Regions from separate parts of the Homo sapiens genome. Here region 1 is linked to region 2. Evidence: chromatin loops called from intact Hi-C (ENCODE). Cell type or tissue: dorsolateral prefrontal cortex. All regions are shown on one strand. Each heading gives the region's core, and the rest is flanking DNA. Links, peaks and the distances in the headings are about the cores only.

Evidence for each region. Hi-C counts contacts between places; a loop is a spot of excess contacts. Peaks named below come from ENCODE experiments on the same cell type or tissue, not always from the same donor. Only the 100,000 strongest peaks of a DNase experiment are listed, where the experiment ranks them.
Region 1: a loop joins it to region 2, with 5 times the contacts of the local background. A loop is called at or near these places in 26 of 110 quality-filtered maps.

The regions. Positions count from the first base shown.
Region 1 is chr9:37,996,422-38,004,421 of GRCh38, reverse strand. All of the region lies in intron 2 of SHB (SH2 domain containing adaptor protein B), which reads left to right. Among named protein-coding and RNA genes, the nearest start is that of SHB, 69 kb to the left of the region's middle. RefSeq lists enhancers at 1,003-1,072, 6,243-6,744. In dorsolateral prefrontal cortex, for the core only: a CTCF peak has its summit at 4,792; DNase peaks (open chromatin) are centred at 4,761, 6,310, 6,614 and 7,793; H3K27ac peaks cover 7,287 bases.
Region 2 is chr9:37,906,450-37,918,008 of GRCh38, reverse strand. SHB (SH2 domain containing adaptor protein B) reads left to right here. Exons shown (of 6, transcript NM_003028.3): 6 at 1-2,111. It also overlaps the pseudogene PAICSP1. Among named protein-coding and RNA genes, the nearest start is that of SLC25A51, 8.1 kb to the right of the region's middle. In dorsolateral prefrontal cortex, for the core only: CTCF peaks have their summits at 4,022 and 4,225 (motif pointing left); DNase peaks (open chromatin) are centred at 1,116 and 4,198; H3K27ac peaks cover 4,457 bases.

The DNA of each region.
Region 1 (8,000 bases), core at 1-8,000, 86 kb before region 2:
TATTCACTCAGCTCCACCGCGGCCCTTCCCTTCCGAGTCCCACGCAGCCCCCAGCAGCTCAGGTTCACCTTCCCCAGAAGCCTCTGCATGCTTCAGGCTCCCGATCTGCTGCTTTCCCCAGGTGCCTGTGGCTCAAGGCAGAACCAGGCCAGCTGGCATTCAGTTTTCTGCTCAGGTGGTGTTTACTGAAGCCCTGTGCTCTCATGCCCTTCACAGCATCTCTCCTAAGCCTCCCTAAGGCCCAGGGAGGGAGCGCCTGGGTTGTTTCCATTTTCCAGTAAGAAACCTGGAGCAGAGGCTTCCGCAACAGCTGGGGGCCTGGGAGCACCTCCAGGAACCTGGGAGTTGTGTTCCAAAGCCCAGGCAGGAGCAGGGCAGGCAGTCAATGGGCCGGATGGACCCTGGGCTGAGGGAAGCACATGGGCCTGAGATAGATCCCCCGGGCCAGCTCCTGCCCTCCCCAGTAACAGAAGCAGAGGCCTGGAGCCAGGAGGCCCCCAGCAACAGCCTCACCACCCCACACAATTGGGAACCAGCCGGTGGGCGACAGCATCCTCCCTTCCTTGACCTCTTCTAGGATTTGCTTCCATTTCTGTGCTGTGTCCTTTACCTTACGGAGAACTGTTTCTGCTGAGTGAGTCTTTACTGGGGGAAGGGTTAGTGCTGAGCCACTGAGTGGCCTGCTCCAGTGGGCACTGAGGGACATAGTACAGTTGGGACAGTGTCAGAGCTATGTAAGATAGAGGAGGGGCAGCCCGGCCCCATGCTCCTGTCCTCCCCTTCAGGGTGAAGCTCTGGAGGGTCTTCGTGGAGAATCCATGGAAGCCCTGCTGTTCTGGGCACTGCAACGAGCACAGGGGCTGGGAGGTGGAGCCCACCTTGGCCCTCCCCTCAGGAGGGCTGTCCACTGGGATGTGGCTTATGACTGCTGTCATGTGTGGGTGTAGAACCCTGCCCTCGTGGGACGGGGAGCCGCGGGGAGGATGTGGCCCATTCTGCTTGGTTAGGGGTGGATGTTGGTTAGGACTGGGTGGGAAGGGTGGTGGAAGCGGTTGCAGCGAGGGGCATGGCCTAGCCCCAGGGTTCAAGGGTGGAGTTGGAAGGAAGTAGAGGCCTCAGCCTAGGACAGAACCCAAGGAGGTCCTGTGTTTAGCTGAAGGGGACTCAGAATTGTGAAAAGCACCCACCTGGGGCAGGTCCCTATGCCTTTGGCTCGCCCATCCCTGCCCCCTTCTCACTCTCATCCCCAGCACAGCCCAGGCTGCCATGCAAAGTGAGCTGTCCTCCAGCTGATCCTCAGAGGAAACTAGACAATATTTTTAATTATTGTCTAATTTACACCCAGAAATTAGGAGGAAGGGCTTGGTCCTTATTAATAGCCCAGCCTGTTTACCCCTAGACTTGAAACTAATTTTCATCTGGACCAAGATTTGTTGTAAATTCCCAAGGCTCCGTACTAATAAAAAGTTTCTGGCTGCCTTTTGGGCCCCAGCCCTATGCCCTGGGTCTGGCTCCCAAATTTGCAGAAATGTGTGATTTCTTGGGGTGAGACAGGGTGGATCTTAAAACTCACGGTCTCCACCCCAGGGAACTTGATGCAGGGTCCTGGAGTCTGCAGGATCTAGTACTGCAGTTAAAATTCACAGTCTGGTTTTAGCTCACTTTTTAACTGAACTGTATGTGATGCTGTTGGAAAAGCTTGAACTTGGGCATTAGAACCTTTCCCCTCTCTGGAAATCTTCTTTCACAGAGAGAGAATTTTAGAGCCAAGCTAGGTTGGGGGACTAGACAGATGGTGGTGGGGCTAGGGTGAGGAGGGTGTGGGAGGAGGGTTCTCACAACTGTCCCCTGAATGGTGGCCTGAGCTGAAGTCCTAGCCCAGGGCCCCTTCCAGTCACTAGGATGCCTTCTTATGTGTTTCACGTGGTTCGGTAGTGCTCTTTCAAAGCAAGGCCTCCTGCCCTGCCTTCCCCTGTAGGAACCCTGTCCAGGTCGGTCAGGGTTCCTGTCCTCTAGGTCCTCTGCAGGGAGTGATGGCTTTTCCACCTCTCTGTTTAAGCATTTAGGAGGAAAACTTCTTTGTTTCAGGACACGTATGGCTTTGTAGAAATTTCTAATTAATATTGTCAGATTGTTGGCATTTCTCTAATTTCTTCCAAGACTGTGGCCTTCAGTTATATGTGTGGGGTTATTGCTATCACCATTTATATTTATTTCTCCTTTTGCTGACTACTCACATCTCATTTCATCCTCAGAACAACCCTGGAGGCAGTCCTTGCTATCCTTTTTTTAAGATAGACAAACTGGAAAACCAGAGAATCGAAGTGACCCACCCAGGGTCAGCCAGCTGTAGTGCCAGGGCTTGAGCTAGGGTCTCTTTGCTATATCACATCAGTCCCTGTCCCCTTCCCCTCCCTTCCATTAAAAAGAGTCTGTGCTCAGAGCCAGGTCCTGTGAGGTGGGATCAGGGTGGATGAAAGTCACTCACCACCACTCGTGCTCTCTGGAGCTCATGGGGAGGATGCAGATGGCCTTTTCTCTTCTCTCCTGTTCATCTCCTTTGGGCTGTTATCTACAGAGGTCTCAGCGGGTAAGTGTGGGTGAACTGCCAAGCGCTCAAGTCATTGTTCTAACTCCATGGTAGACGCTGGGAGAGAACCTTTCTGCCAGCAAGGATGTGGCCTCCAAGGGAACTAACCCTAACCCTCTGTGGCCAGCCAGTCTCCTCCCACTCTAAGAGGCTGCTTGTGCCTCAGTGTCCCTGGCACCTGGTCTCACCATGCAGCGAGGCAGGACCGCAGAAGACCTAACTTGGAGAGTATCGAACCCAACCCGCCTGGACATGGCTTCCAGGTCAAAGCGTCCAAAGGGCTTGGCCTGGAGAAGCCATCCTTGTCTGAAGGACAGAACTGGCCAGGCTCTCCCCAGCCCACAAAGAGCCTTGCATGTCTTCCCATTCAGGGTGAGGAAAGGCATAATTGTGTCTGGACAGAGCCCTGGGTTTGACACTAGCCATGGAGCTGTAATTATCGTCCTTAATTACACGATGGTGCCTTTGCCAGGAAGGTGTGCTTGACGATTATCTCCTCTCCTGACAAGGGTGGTTCCGTCTCCCTTTGTAAGTACTGATGTAAACACACAGGCTCACTTGAGATTTCAGGATTACCAAAGAGCCATTCAGAGTTGCCTACCTAAGGACCCCTGCCTTTCAGAGGAGAAAGGGGCAAGCCAGGTATCAGCCATGCAAGTGCTTTCTTGCCTGCTGCTGAAAAAGAATGTCCATTTACCTCTGAGTTGACTTGGTCTCTGAAACCGAAAAAAAGAATTAACTTTTCCCTGATGCTTAAAATAAAGAAAAAAGGAAGAGCAAAAAGCCATGTAACAGTGCCCCATGCGTTTACATACCAAGCACATCCCTGCTGATTGGATTCTCACACCACCCTGGCGAGACAGGCAGGACACGTGGTGCTATCTCCATTGTATAGATGGTGAGATGAGGTCTCAGAGAGGCTAAGGGACTTTCCCGAAGTCACATAGGAAACCAGGACTAAAGCACTCTGCCAGCACCCTGACTAAAAGCCAGGCTTTGGCACCTGCAGGGCAGTATTTTGGTTCATTTTGTGAGATCCCTCAACCCCAACTGGCTCTGGGGCTCCTATGTGGCAAGTAAAGCCTCTCAGCCTTGAGGGGCTTCCGAGGGCCAAATGCCATGCACTTTATAGGACTGAATTGAGGAGCAGCCCCCAAAGACTTTGGAGGCCAAATCACACTGCATTTCCCAATGGACTGTACAGGTTAGCCCAGCGTTGCAGACAGAATCAGCCCACCCGGCCTCGGAACAGCGCCACCTGGGAATCAGCACACAGTGCAGAGGATGGGAGGCTCAGGAGAATGCCCCCGCCCCCTGGCTCTGCTCACCACATTGGGTCAAGGTGAAGGGCAGGCTGCCCTGAAGATCCATGAGTGCAGGGCCTTCCAGGGTCAGTTGGTACCATGGTCAACATGGGGAAACAAGGGCAAGGTCGTGGGCAGTGGTGAAAATGCGGATTCCTAGGCCCCATCCTGTAGAGGCCCTCACTGAAGCCCGAGAACTTGCACTGTAATACATGGCTCCATGGCTCTGGGACAGATGGTCCCATGGTTAGAGAGTCCCTGCTTTAGCAAAGAGCTTAGGCCTGGGGTCTCCTTCAGTTGTTCAAGCTGTGGTCTGGCCTGGCCTGGTCTGCCAGCAGCAGCAATTCTCGCTGACTTCTCGCTCCCTCTCTTTTCTCTCTCCACTGCCTGTGGGAGGGATGGACATCCGTTCTGTTGTCTCCTTGAAGCTACCTGTGCAAGTCCTGAGGACCCAGCCCTGGGCCTGTGGAAAGGAATGGAAACCACCCACTCAGGTGTGGTGCCCCAGCCTCGTGGCTCTTCTTGTCAGCCTTCACAAAGCTGTGATTCATACTGGAATCTTGTAAATCTCTGAATGGCCAAATAGAACAGGGCTGGGGGTAGAGGGCATGGGGTGACTAGTGGAGAGAGTCATGAGCTGGAGGCTGCAGGAGTGAATTGCAGCTCCTCCGACAGCCGGTTTGAGCTTGGACAAGGCATGCCTCAGTTTCTCCATCTCTGAAGTCAAGGCTTCAGCCAGATCCTAAGGTGACTTTAGTGCTAACCTGTCCTGGTAGTGGTGGCAGTCACACAAAGACACGCTGGATGCACACAGGGACACAATCTCCCAGAACACAGAAGCCTCCCACGTGCTGCTGGTGGTTGGGCTGCTGCCTCGGCTGCCTTTGTTTGTCCCCAGTCTCTGTCAGACCTCCACTCAGTATGCGGCGCTTGGTGTCTGCAGCTTCCACTCAGCACTCCAGAAACCTGTTTGTGAGCTCAAGTCACACTAGCCTCCCTAGGGGATATCTTTCCACAGAAGCCTACTTTCGAATTGGGCCTAATTGTAGCATATATACCTTTAAATAATTTTTTTTAGTGTATTTGAAACAGCTGTCATTTTGCATGTGCATCAGCTGAATAAAGTGGAGCAGCCATTTGAGCTCCTGGTCACCCCGAGTCTGCAGCAGGCTTCCTTCACCCCTTGCAGGAGAGAGACCTCAGGGAGGAGAGAAGCTAGGAGGTTTGAGAACAGAGTGAGATCAGCTCGCCTGCTAGTCTCAGCCTTTCACAGATCCCTCCTCACTGTCCCCTGATGAGTTTCCCAGGCCTGGCTAGATCATGTTACTTTCCTGCTCAGAGATCTCCACTGGGTTCCTCAGATCTGAGCCCAGACTTTCCAGGCCTTCCTCAAATCCCACACCCTATAGGGTTCCCAGGGTCCAGCAGCACCCCATCACCCACTTGCTTTCCTGTGTAAACGCTCACTGTCCTCCTCACTGAGGGGCTCCCCAGGGCTCTGTGATCCCGCAGGGACTTCCTCCCTCTTGTTCTGCCTTGCTCTTGAGTTCCTCCAGCAGCCTGGGCAGGGCCTGAGTGACTCACAGTGGGTTCCCCAGAGCCTAGCACAGAGCTTGGCTCTTGGGAAGAGCTGGTTGAAACTGGATGAAAAATGGGCCTTTCCTCTGCTTCCATCTCATCCTTGCCTTTGAAGTCAGTTTAATGGCTGCAAACATATTAATCATTTGGATTTCCTGTTTGTCCCTGAAAAATAAGCATTCAAAATAGGATTTCGAGGACAGGCAGGGCAGCTCACACCTGTAATCCTAGCACTTTGGGAGGCCGAGGAGGGTGCATAGCTTGAGCTCAAGAGTTTGAGGCTAACCTAGGCAACATGGTGAAACCCCGTCTCTACTAAAAATTCAAAAATTAGCTGGGCGTGGTGGCGTGTGCCTGTAGTCTCAGCTATTCGGGAGGCTGAGGCAGGAGGATTGCTTGAGCCCAGGAGGTGGAGGTTGCAGTGAACTGAGACCGTGCCACGGCACTCCAGCCTAGGTGACAGAGCCAGACCCTGTCTTTAAATAAATAAACAAAATAGGATTTTGAGACCATCAGAACATGTGCTTTCCTGGATTTGAAAACAGGCGATGCAGAGACCATGTATCTGGCCCTGAGGGTGGTGGGGGAGGTTGTGAGTCTCTGGGGCGCCTGCAGTTCTGGGAAGTTTACCGTTTATGGAGTCCTTGGTGGTCAGGAAGCCCAGGCCAGCAGGATAGCGGTCCAGCTCAGTACTGTGTTGGGGCCCTGGCCCTAGTGCTTCCCTCCCTCCTCCCTCCTCCCTCCAAGCTGCCTGCTCCCGGCCACTGGTGCCTTGGAATCGTAACTCAGAGCTCAGAGCAACAGGAATGCTGTAAATCCCCGTCGCGCTCCCCTTTACAAGCAGGCAGTTGGGCACGGCGGCACTTTACAAGAGAAAGCAGCTCCACCACAGCAGAATGCAGCAAGTGCCTGTCACACGGGCTGTCCTGCCACTGCCTCTGCTTGCTCGGTTGGACACAGTGGGTACCACAAGCCAGGAAGAAGCATCACTCTTGTTCATCCCCATCCCATCCCAGGGCCCTCTGCCCCTTAGCAGGGTCTCCTCCTGGGCCTCAGGCCCCCAGGGCCTTGTTGTCCTTTCTGCCACTTGCCCTTGTCACACAGTGAGAAGCTGCTGTCGCCCTGGACAGCTGTTGTTTGATAAGCTGGCCATCTGCCCTGGGGTGATGGAGCAGAGTGCCTCGGCCTCCGTGTCTCTGTGATGTGAGAGGTACAGGGTTCCAGTCCTGAGGTGGTGGAGCTGGACAGCCCAGAAGGCCAACCACAAAGATGAGATAACTTGGGGTAGCAGTACTTTAGGAGTTTTGCCCACTCTGCAGTCATTTTGTACCCTCCTGTGCCAGCTTCTACACTGGGCGTCCAGAGATTGACATAAATGAGATCCAAGCCCCAGTGGATGTGGACTCAGGTCTGACATGTCTTGGGCTTTACTTTGCGCTGTGGGGACCTCCACAGAGGTATTTCGATCACTCAGGTTCCAGGGGAAAAGGAGGCAGGAAAGGCTTCCAAGGAATTGGAGCTTGGCCTAAGTCTTAAAAGATGAGCAGGCCAGGAGGGAAGGGGCTGTCTAGGCAGCAGCCCAAGCTCAGACCTGGAGGAGAGGACTAGCTAGTGGCTCTGGGGACCCACCAGTGGTTTCGTAGGTGCTGAGCTGACACCTGAGTTGGGTCCTGAAGTTAACTCAGAGGTGGGTGTCATGTAGAGAAGAGGGAAAGGATGGCTTGCAAATGGAGATACAGCCTGTGGCCGGCATGGCTGCAGCTTCAAGAACTTACAGAGGGGAGACGTGGCTGCCAAGATGTTCGATGACTAGTTCATAAAGGGCTTTCTGAGCCCCCTAAGGGGCTTGGACTGTACCCACAGGACTATCTGGAGTTGTTGAACCTTCACCTGCTCCCACCCACCTCCTGCCTGTCAGCTTCCCATTTCCCTGACTCAGACTATTGAGCTCATTGAAATCCTCCTGACACCAGGCAGACACACAGATTGATCACATAGAGCCTCTGCTCTCAAACCTGGATCAAGCAAGAAAATTAGTCCAGGATAAGCCGGTAGATATGGAGAGTCACAGGGCAGTTAGAGCCAGCACTGGCAATGTCTTAAGGCCTTGGGTGATTAATTGACATGTGAATCAGACAGATAATTAGTGCTACATTGGGGTACCAAAGGGACAGAATTCTTCTCCAGGGTGATTAAGAGACTACAGTAGAAGGAGGGGAGATCTAGGCCCAACCTTGAATGCCTTTGGGTGTTGAATGAGGAGCTGAAAGAAAGGCCATTGCTGGGGAGGTGGGGACCAGCAGGCTCCAACCTTGGCCCAGAGCCAGCACATCAGTGGACACTCTGTGTCTGTCCAACATTAGGAGATGAGGAGCCAGTTGGTACTATAGAGATAAGGGCTTTAGACTCTCATCTAAGTGTTCATTGAATTACCAAATTTTTTTAAAGAACTGCTGCTTTATTTAGGCTCTGGGCTCCTATGTACATGATCACAGAATTCTGCACACGTACAGGCCTCAGGCCTGAGT
Region 2 (11,559 bases), core at 1-8,000:
AGGACTCGCCAAGGCCACGTGTCGAGCTGGGACTGAGCCCTGCCCCTTTAGGTAGCTGCGTGGACTTCAGCGGTTTGTGCAAAGCCCTGCCCTTGGTGACCCGCCTTTAGTGACCAGTCTGCCTCTTGGGTCTTCCTCCCAGGCCTTGTCTGGCACGTCCACGTGGCCCAGCCCTCATAGAGACCACGCTGGCTGTGGCCTGGGTTTAATCTCTTAAAGAAGCCAATCCTTTCCTTGCCTGTTTGGCATTTCCTAAAACATCCCTCAATGAGGGAGGAAGGCAGGGACACCCTGGAACGATTCGTGCTTTCCTTTGGGGGAGTGGGAAGGTAGGTGGGAAATGACAAGATGAGTGAGGAGTTGGCACTTGGCCAAACAGAGGAGCCTGGACCCCAAGGCTTATTCTCAGAGGAGGCCCAAGAGAGGCTGAGGAAGAGGGGGAACAACCCTCCGGCGGGGGAGGAGGGTGAGACCTCACACTGGCAAGTTCAGGTCCAGCCACTTCCTGAGGCTGCTGGGTGGGGCCGCACCTCACGGTCCTTCCCTGTAGACCATCTTCCCGGGCACATTGCTCCTCAGAAAAGGCTCTGGGAGGGTCTCAGTGGAAGCTGGCAGCTGTGCCCTCTGGCCCTGACTTGGCCTCTTAGGGTATTCCTGGGACCCTCCCTCTGTCCCTGGCCTTCGTCTTCCTGAAGTTTCCCTGGGAGGCCCAACCTCCTGCCCCTCTCAGGGACAGAGGCCAGCAGAGGAGCCAGCTTACAGGATGGGAGCTGCTGAAAAGAATTTTTTTCCCTTAATTTTATGAACCTCTCCCTCTTCTTCCTCTAATTGTGACCGTTTCCTGTGTCAGCCTGTATTCATGTTTTCTTGGACATCTAACAATTGAAACAGCTTTTCCCTTTCAGAAACACTCACATTCAGGTTACTGGCTTTGGTTTGGTTTTTGTTTTGGGTTTGTTTTTTTTTTTTTTCATCTGCTGCCAATTAATTGGGGAAAAAATTGAGCTGGATTTCTTTGAGAGAAAAGAAAAGCTCCTGCCACACAACGTCGCGCCCTCGGCATTTTGTCTGAGAACCTCCAGCACTAGCGGCTGTTTCTGTGTCTCCCTTCTTTGCTGGCTTTATTATTGACCATAATGCCTGCCCACTTGAGCAACTCTGTCCTTGAGCGCTGAGGAGTCAAGGGCCCTTCTGGCAGCCCCCCAAACAGGATGGCGCCCACAGAAAGAAAGGAGGCTTTGTAGGGGAAGAGGGCCCCACCGCCTGCCAGTCCCGTCCTGAAGTCAGAAGAATGGCCCAGGCTGACACCCTCTCCTGGAGAGAGGCTCACAGCGTAGCTGTTCCCAGGAAAGGGGTGCAAAGACTCCGAGGCTTCAGGAGGCAGGCCCTGTCCTCACAGGGCGGCTGTGGGCCGGGGCCCCTCTGTGGCCTGAGAGTGAGCAGGAGGGAAACCTGAAGCAGCTACCCGCAAGGCGTCCGGTCAACAGGGTGGAGCTGCAGGCTCCCTCTGCCCATTCCCAGAACCAGCGGCCCCCTTTGTAAGATGCTGAACACGAAGTTCCGGTAGCTCCCCAGACGCTGTCTCAGAAGTGGTGATATCATTGACCAAGGGCCTGGCAAGGACCGGCAGCCAGGGTCCCCATTTGCTCTTGCAGCCCTAGGGACTGTGCAGGTAGAAGCCCTGCCAGCAGAGCAGGCTGGCGTTTGGTGTTGGCCCACAGACACCCGTGAAGGGTCATGGCCGAATCAGGCAGCTGTCCAGCCAACTGTCTCTCCACCCTTCCAGAATTGGTGATCAGCGAAGACCAAATTCGGCAAGCCATCCAGAGGGAGTGCAGGGCGCACAGTCTTAGATGTGGGCGCACCTCCCAGAACCCCACGGGGACTTGTTCACAGGCGCGCTTGCAGGAGGGCAAGCCCCTTGGTCCTGGAACACAGGTGCCCCTTGGCCTTTCCACCTCCCTCCTTGGGGCTGTTTGCATCCCTGCCAGGAGCCTTAAACCAGCCACCTACTGCTGAAGTCTCTTGTAACATTCCAAATCTATGTGACACACTGTATAATGATGAATATTTAATGTGAAGCTCTTAATATACTACAAGTGTCTTGTTTACCATTTGTCTTTTTTTTTTCTTTCTTTTTTTTTTGAGACAGGGTCTTTCTCTGTTACCCAGCCTGGGGTGCAGTGGCACAGTCTCCACTCACTGCAGCCTTTGCCTCCCAGGCTCTGGTGATCCTCCTACCTGAGCCTCCCACATAGCGGAGACTACAGACATGCACCACCATGCCCAGCTAATTTTTCCATTTTTAGTAGAGATGGGGTTTTGCCATGTTGGCCAGGCTACTGGTCTCACTCCTGGGCTTAAGGGATCCTCCCACCTTGGCCTCCCAAAGTCCTGGGATTACTGGCGGGTGCCTGGCCACACAGTGTCTCCTTTAAATGCACCTCCTTGAGCATGCATGATTTTTGTTTGTTTGTTTTTTAATGCAGTCATGTGCCCCAGGAATCTAGCTGGACTGCCTTCTGCTTGCAAAAGCTGAGCTCTTGCCATCAGCTTCCAAAGGTGGATTGTTAAAGGAAAAAGCAACCTTTCTGCTTCCTAATTATGAGGAAGAGAGAGGCCTAATGAGCTCAATGGAAATAAATGAATTCGTTCAGCAGACATTCAGTGAGTACCTACTGGTCCTCAGGTCTGGTGGATACAGTGGTGAATGGGACTCAGCCCCTGCCCTCAAGAAGTTTCCAGTGTGTAAAAACAACCCAAGGAGCTGTGGGATCCCAGATGAGAGGGAATTGAATCTGCTTGCAGCGGTCAGGGAAAGTTGGGCCTTGGGGGATGGTAGGAGTTCAGCAGAGATCCTGGCGGGCTGGATGGTCTATGCAGAGATAACAGGTGGTAGAATCATCAGGGTGAGTCCATCAGAGCCTAATGTGGTGCAGCCTGCCCTGGTGGGAGGTGGCCAGACTCCTGGGACTCCAGAGGCCTCATTCCGCAGAGGCAAATGAACAGGGCAGGGCAGGGAGGGTCTCCCCAAAGATGGGGAGATGCTGGCCACCTGTTTCCTAGAGGAGCTGAATTCTTAAGGAGAGAAGGGCAGGACACGAGTCTTGGCACAAAATCTGCCATTGTTTGCCTGCCACCATCGCCATGATGACAGCATTAGGCAGCCCAGGTCCACCTGGAAGGTCTGCGCCCAAGCCCCTCCTCACCTACACCTGAAGGGGCACAGCATTCCCCAGCATGTTGGGGGCCTGCTCTGGAGTGATTCCTCGACCCCCCCAACCCCCGCCCCCGCCTCCGCAGGAACTTAGTTGCCACTCCTCCCTCCCTTCTCCTTTTCAAGAATGTGGCTGTCTGTCTCCCCAGCTGGCCCCCTTCCTCCCCGACTCTCCAGGACTCCAGGGCTTTGGTTCACCTCTTCCCCTCTCCCCCACCTCCCCGATACATCCCAGTGTCCCAGAATCCACACCTCCAACTGTCAGGCTCCCTCAGAGCATTGACACCAACACCCCCATGCCCCAGCATACACATGCACGTGCACACACACACACCCGGGGAACGCCTGTGCTCGGGGAGGGCAAAGCCCTGGCACAGGGTCCTGGTGACAGAAAACATTCCTGAGCTTGGTCAGGACCAAGGGGCCACAGGCAATGCCAGTGCTCTGCCACCGGGAATTTCCTGAAGGGAGGGAGGAAAGGTCACCTCTAGAATGTGTTCTGCGTGGTGGTGGGTGGCGGTGGTGGCGGGTATTTCTCTTTCAGTTCAATTTAACACACATTGAGCATGAAACAGACAGGGCAAGCTGGTGACCAGGAGCAGGAGACTGAGCACAAGAAACCCCTTCCTCATCAGAGTCCACAGGAAGCGGTGGGTCGCCAGATGCCTTCATCCCTGCACAGAGAGCCAGCAAGGCGGGCCAGAAATGGAGGCCCAGACAGGGACAGAGGCATGCTCAAGGCCACACAGCAAGTCCCTCTCCACATGCCTTGGGGTGCTTGAGGGCGACCAGCTCCAAGGGTCGCCTTGGCCAGTGCAGCTCTGGGAAGACTAGGGTAGGGCTGGGGGATTCTTCTCAGAGTTGATGAGCCATTTCTTTCCTCATTGGCTCCCCCAAGTGGGAGCATCCCAGGCCTGTAGTGACTGGTGTCATCTCTGGCTTGGGGGACAGTTTCCTAAGCTGTGATCTGACCAGGATGGCAGGAAGCCACCAGTGTGGCTCTAGTGCCCTCGTGTGGTTTTCTTTAGTATTGCAGCCAGTCCCAGGGAGCAGAAATGCCACCTCCAAGTCACCCTGTCAGTTACAGAAGGAGAACTTCTGCAGGCCCAGAGAAGGAAGAGGAAGGCATGTAAACAGATAAACGGCAGGCAGTGCGGAGTGATGAATGATGGGTGCTCCAGCAGAAGAGACAGTAGAAGTGGCATCTGAGCCAGGCCTCAACACGCAGGGAGTACGGGCATCCTAGGCAAAGGAAACAACTTCAGCAAGAGCTGGGAGGCTCCCTCTGACTCCCGATCCAAGCTTTTCCCACTGCAGTGTACTCTAAAGTCAAGCCCATTCATGCCCACTGGGAAGGGAGGTCAGGCCGAATCAGAAGGGCTCAGTACGGAACAATTTTATGCAATATTATTTCAAAGTTACTGACTTCCAATTATAAAATTAATGTGTACTTTGTGGCCTGGCGCAGTGGTTCACACATGTAATCCCAGCACTTTGGGAGGCCAAGGCAGGCGGATCACTTGAGGTCAGGAGTTCAAGACCAGCCTGGCCAACATGGCGAAACCCCGTCTCTACTAAAAATACAAAAATTAGCCAGCCATGGTGGCTGGCGCCTATAATCCCAGCTACTCAGGAGGCTGAGGCAGGAGAATCACTTGACCCCAGGAAGCAAAGTTGCAGTGAGCCGAGATCCTGCCACTGCACTCCAGCCTGGGCAACAGAGCAAGACTCCATCTCAAAAAAAAAAAAAAAAAAACCACACAAAGTTTGTGCTTGTGGCTGGGCACGGTGGCTCACACCTGTAATCCCAACTCTTTGGGAGGCTAAGGCAGGCAGATCACTTGAGGCCAGGAATTCAAGACCAGCCTGGCCAAAATGGTGAAACCCCATCTCTACTAAAAGTACAAAAATTAGCCGGGTGTGGTAATGGGCACCTGTAGTCCCAGTTACTTGGGAGGCTGAGGCAGGAGAATCGCTTGAACCCAGGAGGCGGAGGAGCCAAGATCGGGCCACTGCACTCCAGCCTGGGTGACAGAGCAAGACTCTGTCTCAAAAAAAAAAATTTTTTTTTACTTGTATTAGTAATGGAAATTTGTATTTCAGGAAAACATAAAGAAGAAAATAAAAATTACCCTAAACTCAAAGAACAGTACATTCACGTTCTGAAGTATCACCTCAGTCTTTTTCTCTATGCACATATATAATTATTTTAAATTAAAATTGGGCTCAAGCCATGTTTACATAGTTCTATAGCCTCCATCTTCTGCTTAACACAGTGTCGTGTCCCTTTTCCTCTGTTATTAAATCTCCTACAATATGATCTTTTTTTAAATAGCTGTATCGTATTTTCTACCTAAATTTTTTTTTTTTTAAAAAACAGAGTTTCACTCTTGTCGCCCAGGCTGGAGTGCAGTGGCATGATCTCAGCTCACTGCAACCTCTGCCTCCTAGGTTCAAGCGATTCTCCTGCCGCAGCCTCCCAAGTAGCTGGGATTACAGGCGCCTACCACCATGCCCAGCTACTTTTTGTATTTTTAGTAGACATGGGGTTTCACCATGTTGGCCAGGCTGGTCTGGAACTCCTGACCTCAAATGATCCGCCTGCCTTGGCCTCCCAAAGTGCTGGGATTACAGGCGTGAGCCACTGCACCTGGCCTCTACCTTAATTTAACTTATTCAAATTTTTGTATAACCAGCTCTGCAGGGAATTGTTCAGAAATCTTTATCCATATTTCTGGTTTTTTTGTAAGGAGAAATTAATAGACGGGGCATTATGAGGTCAAAGGTTAGGTACATCTTCAAGACTTCCTGTCCTCCAGAGATGCGTCAGTTCCTCTTCCACTGCTGTGTCCGGGAGTGCCCCCACAGAAAAGCTGTCCTGTTACCTTTAAAGACTTTTAGCAACTTGGACCTTGCCTAAAACATGAGGCACACTGTAAGTAGCTTTTCTCTTCAGGGACAGCATGAATTCAGGCTACCCATGGGGTTGGACAGGAGACTGGGCTCTGCATGTAGGGTGAGTAGTTGTCCCTATAAGAGAAGCTTTTCAGGGTGCAGGACTCTGAGGGCTAACACCAGGATGGTCCCAGCAAGCCGGAACAGTTGTCCTTTTACCCCAAGGGCAAGCCCCTTACCTCCCATTCAGTAGACCCTCCCTCTGCCCCTGTGAGAGAGCCAGGGTCAGGGGCTGGAGCTGGGGCTGGGGAAACCCAGAGAAGCTCAGAAGGAGCCCTGCCCTCCTCAGGTCCAGGACGCAGGTGAGCAGAGAAACAGCCATCACCCAGGGGGAACTTAGTCTAATTCCGTCCCTTTCCAGCTGTGTGACCTGGGCAAACTGCAAAAGCTTCCGCTTCCTCTGCTGCAAAGTAACACAAAACCAGCAGCCTCACAGGGTTGCTGCAAAGATTACACGCGGTGTTGAATGACTGCCCTTAGCAAGGCTTAGCGTCATCAACCTTCAGAGGTCAGCTAGGATGAGAACAAAGTGTGATGGCAGAGGCCAGTGTAGCCACAGGATTTCAAAGCAAAGAGGGTCTAGGGTGCCAGAAAGGCTTCCTGTGGGAGGCAAGAAGTGGAGTCTATTTTATAAATAAAAAATGCTCCAGCCTCACTGGACATCTCCTGAAGTTGAGACCACAGCTCTTAAGATCTTCTTCCTCTCCAGCTGGACGTCCCAGAGCAGTGCTCACAGAGTTCTCTCCATCCCCTTTCTCAGCATCCTCTAACATCCCATCTTTCTCTGTTATTTAAATTAATTCTAACACACTATAGTTATTATCTAAATAATAAGCATCTGTTGGCCAGGAGCGGTGGCTCATGCCTGTAATCCCAACACTTTGGGAGGCCGAGGCAGGTGGATCACATGAGGTCAGGAGTTTGAGACCAGCCTGGCCAACATGGCGAAACCCTGTCTCTACTAAAAATAGAAAAATTAGCCAGGTGTGGTGGCAGATGCCTGTAATCCCAGCTACTTGGGAGGCTGAGGCAGGAGAATCGCTTAAACCTGGGAGGCGGAGGTTGCAGTGAGCCAGCATGGCACCACTGCACTCCAGCTTCGGCAACAGAAAAAAAAAAAAGCATCTGTTTTGTTTACTATTTAAATAATTACATTTATTTATGTCAATGTTGAACCTATTTATTGTCTTATTGTTTAAATGTTAAATCTGTGCAGCAGCTTTATTCTTTAAATATTAAACATGTATTGTGTTCATTATCTATTGTCTGTCTCCAACCCCTAGAACGGAACCAGAATGCAGACTCCACACAAGCAGGGATCTAGGACAGCTGCTGGCATACAGTAGGTGCTCAATAAGTATTTGTTAGCTGAAGTAACAATGATAAAAGATCCTATCTGTGGCGGGTTTACTCTATGTGCGCCTCACATTGTACATGCATTGGTCTCCCACAATGGGAGTCCTGCTGTGCAGATGAGAAACTGAAGTTCAGGCCTGGTGTGGTGGCTCATGTCTGTAATCCAAGTACTTTGGGAGGCCGAGGAGGGAGGAGCATTTGAGTTCAGGAGTTCAAGACCAGCCTGGGCAACATGGAGAAAAACCCATCTCTACAAAAAAAAAAAAAAAATACAAAAATTAGCCAGGTGTGGTACTGCACACCTGTAGTCCCAGCTACTTGGGAGGCTGAAGTGGGAAGATCACTTGAGCCCAGGAAGTGGAGACTGCAGTGAACTGAGATCTTGCCACTGCACTTCAGCTTGGGCAACACAGGGAGGCCCTGTCTCAAAATAAACAGGCCGGGCATGGTGGCTCACGTCTGTAATCCCAGTATTTTGGGAGGCCAAGGCGGGCGGATCACTTGAGGTCAGGAGTTCAAGACCAGCCTGGCCAACGTGGTGAAACCCCCCTCTCTACTAAAAATACAAAAATTAGCCAGGCATGGTGGCAGGTGCCTATAGTCCCAGTTACTTGGGAGACTGAGGCAGGAGAAGTGCTTGAACCCAGGAGGTGGAGGTTGCAGTGGGCAGGGATTTCGCCACTGTACTCCAGCCTGGGCAACAGAGCGAGACTCCGTCTCAAAAAATAAAATAAAAATAAAAAATAAACAAAAGAAGTAAACAAAATATATCAGAAAAGAAAAACTGAGGTTCAGAAAGGTGAAGCGATGCTAGGAAAAGCAGAAGTTGGATTCAGTGGTGGAGGCCCAGGGGGAGGTCATAGCCCAGAGGTGAATGGGATCTAGAGAGAAATTGCATGGTCCCTTCTGCCCCAAGGACAAGAGAGAAGGGTGGCATTTTGTGTCCCTGAGCACCACTGCCCCCTCTATACCGGAAGGAGGATGAGCTTCCATCGCACTGGATCTGCCATCATGGGGAACCTCCCTCAGGGTCTTGGAACATGGTCACCAGGAAGGACCCTCATCCTGTAGATGGAGATATTGAGGCTGGTGTGGGGCTATCCAGTGACATCACTAGGAAGTGGTGGATCAAGGATGCAAACCCAAGTATTCTGACCTTGCAGCATGCTACATTGAGTTCAGTGTTTCCCAACTAGCCTCACCTAAGGTTTACACATGGTTCTTATAAAAATACAAATTCCTAGGACCTCTGCTTGGAGATTTTTATTCAGGAGGTCTTGGGTCAGCCCTGGAAGCCGATATTTTTCACAAGTTCCCCATGGGTGTCTTATGATGAGGGAGCTCAGGAGATACTCCCCTGGGGTCAAGGCCAGGCTGCCCACCGCCCTGCAGCTCACCATCCATCTGGGCCTTTGAACAAGTGCCAGGAAAAAGGAAAGCATCAACTATCACACTGCGCATTTGTGGCTAGCTCCATCCCCCAAAACAATAGGAGTGGCAGAGTCCCAGCCTCACCTCTTACTGGGTACATAGCTCAGATAGGTCATGGGACTTCTTTGAGGACACAAAGTATGTGAAAATCTGAGGAAATGACATATCGTGTGGCTGCTTGGGAAACCCACACAGTATTGTGCAACTGCTTCTTGTTTCATTGACTTGGCCCTTGGTAGGTAAAAATGTATTTGTATTTCACAAGTATGTGTCACTCAGACAACAAGTAAGGTGTCCCTGACCTTACCCAGAGGTCACCAATCTTTCTGAGCTCTGGGACTTATCAGGGGGCATAAACTTTGCCTGCTGGTGTGCTGGGAGAAAAAGCCGGGGTACCGAAATGATGATAGGGAAAAAGCCACCTGGTGTCTTCCTTCTTATACGCTTTTTCTCATCCCATGTTTTTTCTGGAACCCACCTTATTTGAATCCTAGCTTTCCTTTACAGATCACCTTTCCCAAGTAGCCTTCCCTGATTGCAGCTGGTACAACTTCCCTCTCCTATCAACACTCAGAGCACTTGGTATGTGCGGCTCTCAAGCAATGCTGATAATTTTCCTTAGGACTGTTTCCCCTCTGAGCTACAGGCTCATTCACTTACACATTCCTGAGCCCTGTAGGACCCTGTGTTTCAAACCACAGGTCACTATAATGGGTCAGGATGTCAATTTAAAGCTATAATTTCCCAAAATTGCCTGAGAAGAATCAGCCAGGGCTAGCGTTAAATATACACAGGCCAACTGGCCTCTCTCCTGGGGATTCTAATTTAGTCTGTCTTGGAACTGATTATATATATATATCATATATATCATATTTGTGTATATATCGTATGTGTGTATACATCATGTGTGTATATATATCATATGTGTGTATATATCATGTGTGTATATATCTATCATATATGTGTGTGTATATATCATATGTGTGTGTGTGTGTATATATATCATATATATATATATATATGTTGGGTTTTTTTGAGTTAGGGTCTAACTCTGTCTCCCAGGCTGGAGTGCAGTGGTATGATCACAGCTCACTGCAGCCTCAACCTCCCAGACTTAAGCAATCCTCCTGCCTCAGCCTCCCAGGTAGCTGGGACTACAGATGTGTGCCACCACGCCTGGCTAATTATTTTATTGTTTATAGACAGGGTCTCACTGTGTTGCCCAGGCTGGTCTCAAACTCAAGTGATCCTCCTGCCTCAGCCTCCCAAAGTTCTGGGATTACAGACATGAGACAGATCTATTTTTTAACCAGACCTCTAGGACCTAGAATCTAGGTCAATGCTTTTCAATCTGTAATGTGCACACAGCACACCTGGTGAACTTGTTAAATACCAATCCTGGTTTACTGGGGCCAGAATTCTGCATTTCTAACACATTTCTGGGTGACTCAGTGCTGGTGCTGTCCCTAAGTGTATGGCCCATAGGTAGTTTGCCCAAATTCAAGAGATTCTTGTCTTCAGGCACATTGGGGAAGCAAGAATTGAGCACTGTTGTTCTCAACCTCAGCACACCTGGGAAGCTTTTAGACTATACTAAGGTTCAGGTCCCACTGCAAACCAATTAAATCAGAACCTCTGGGGCAGGGGAATGGGGCCGGGGAGTGGGGCGGGGGGTGGCTGTTGTTTTGTTTTCAAAGCTTCCCAGATGATTCTAATGTGAAACAGGGCTAAGAATCACTGATTCAGTGGGGCCCCACCACCATTAAAATGAATGAATGAATAAACTGAAGAGAACAAACAATCTCCCAGGCTGGCAGGGTAAACCCTGGGTCTCTGTTATATGTTATTAATACAGATGCACGTGAGTTGCTGGATCAGAGCAGGTTTGGACATGAATGAAGCAGAAAGGGAGAAGGTCCTGGAGTTCACAGACCAGCCATGGGGACAGACTGCAAGGACCTGAGGTGGGGGCAAGGGAGGGTGGGGCTGACAGCACTGAGGGGCTCTGCAGCAGGACGTAGTGAGTTCAGATGGGGCAGCAGTGACCAGAAGCCTCTGAACTGAGCCATGCAGGAGGAACAGGACATTGTTATGAAGCAAGCAAGACCTTTTAGGCACAGAGGACAAAAAATACCCAAGCGTTGGGGGACGTGAAAAGAATGCAGCAAGTTCAGGGAAGGGAACACCAAGGGGCTGGCTGGCCCTTGGCCATTTGGTACTGGGGGTGTGAAGGGGAGTGGCAGAGATAGTCACTCACAGTAGCTGATACTCCACTGACAGCTTGCGTAAGGCTGTTTTCGTGCACCTAAGAGCCAATGAAGTCTGAGGGCACCAGACAACCTTCTAGAAAGCATTTTTTGAGGGGAGGAGTGGAGGGTGATTAAGCAAAGATCCACCAGCAACCTTCTTATGGCCCTTTCCCCCAGGAACCCAGGCCCTGCCTTCCAACAGCTCTGCTCTCCACCCGCATTTCATTTCGGCAAACATCTCCTAGGCGCCCTTTTTGCCAAGCACTGAGTTGGAGAGCCAGGAAAAAGCCAGACAGCTCTGCCCTCATGAGCTGGCGGTGGGAAAGATCACACTGTCATGAGTGACTACAA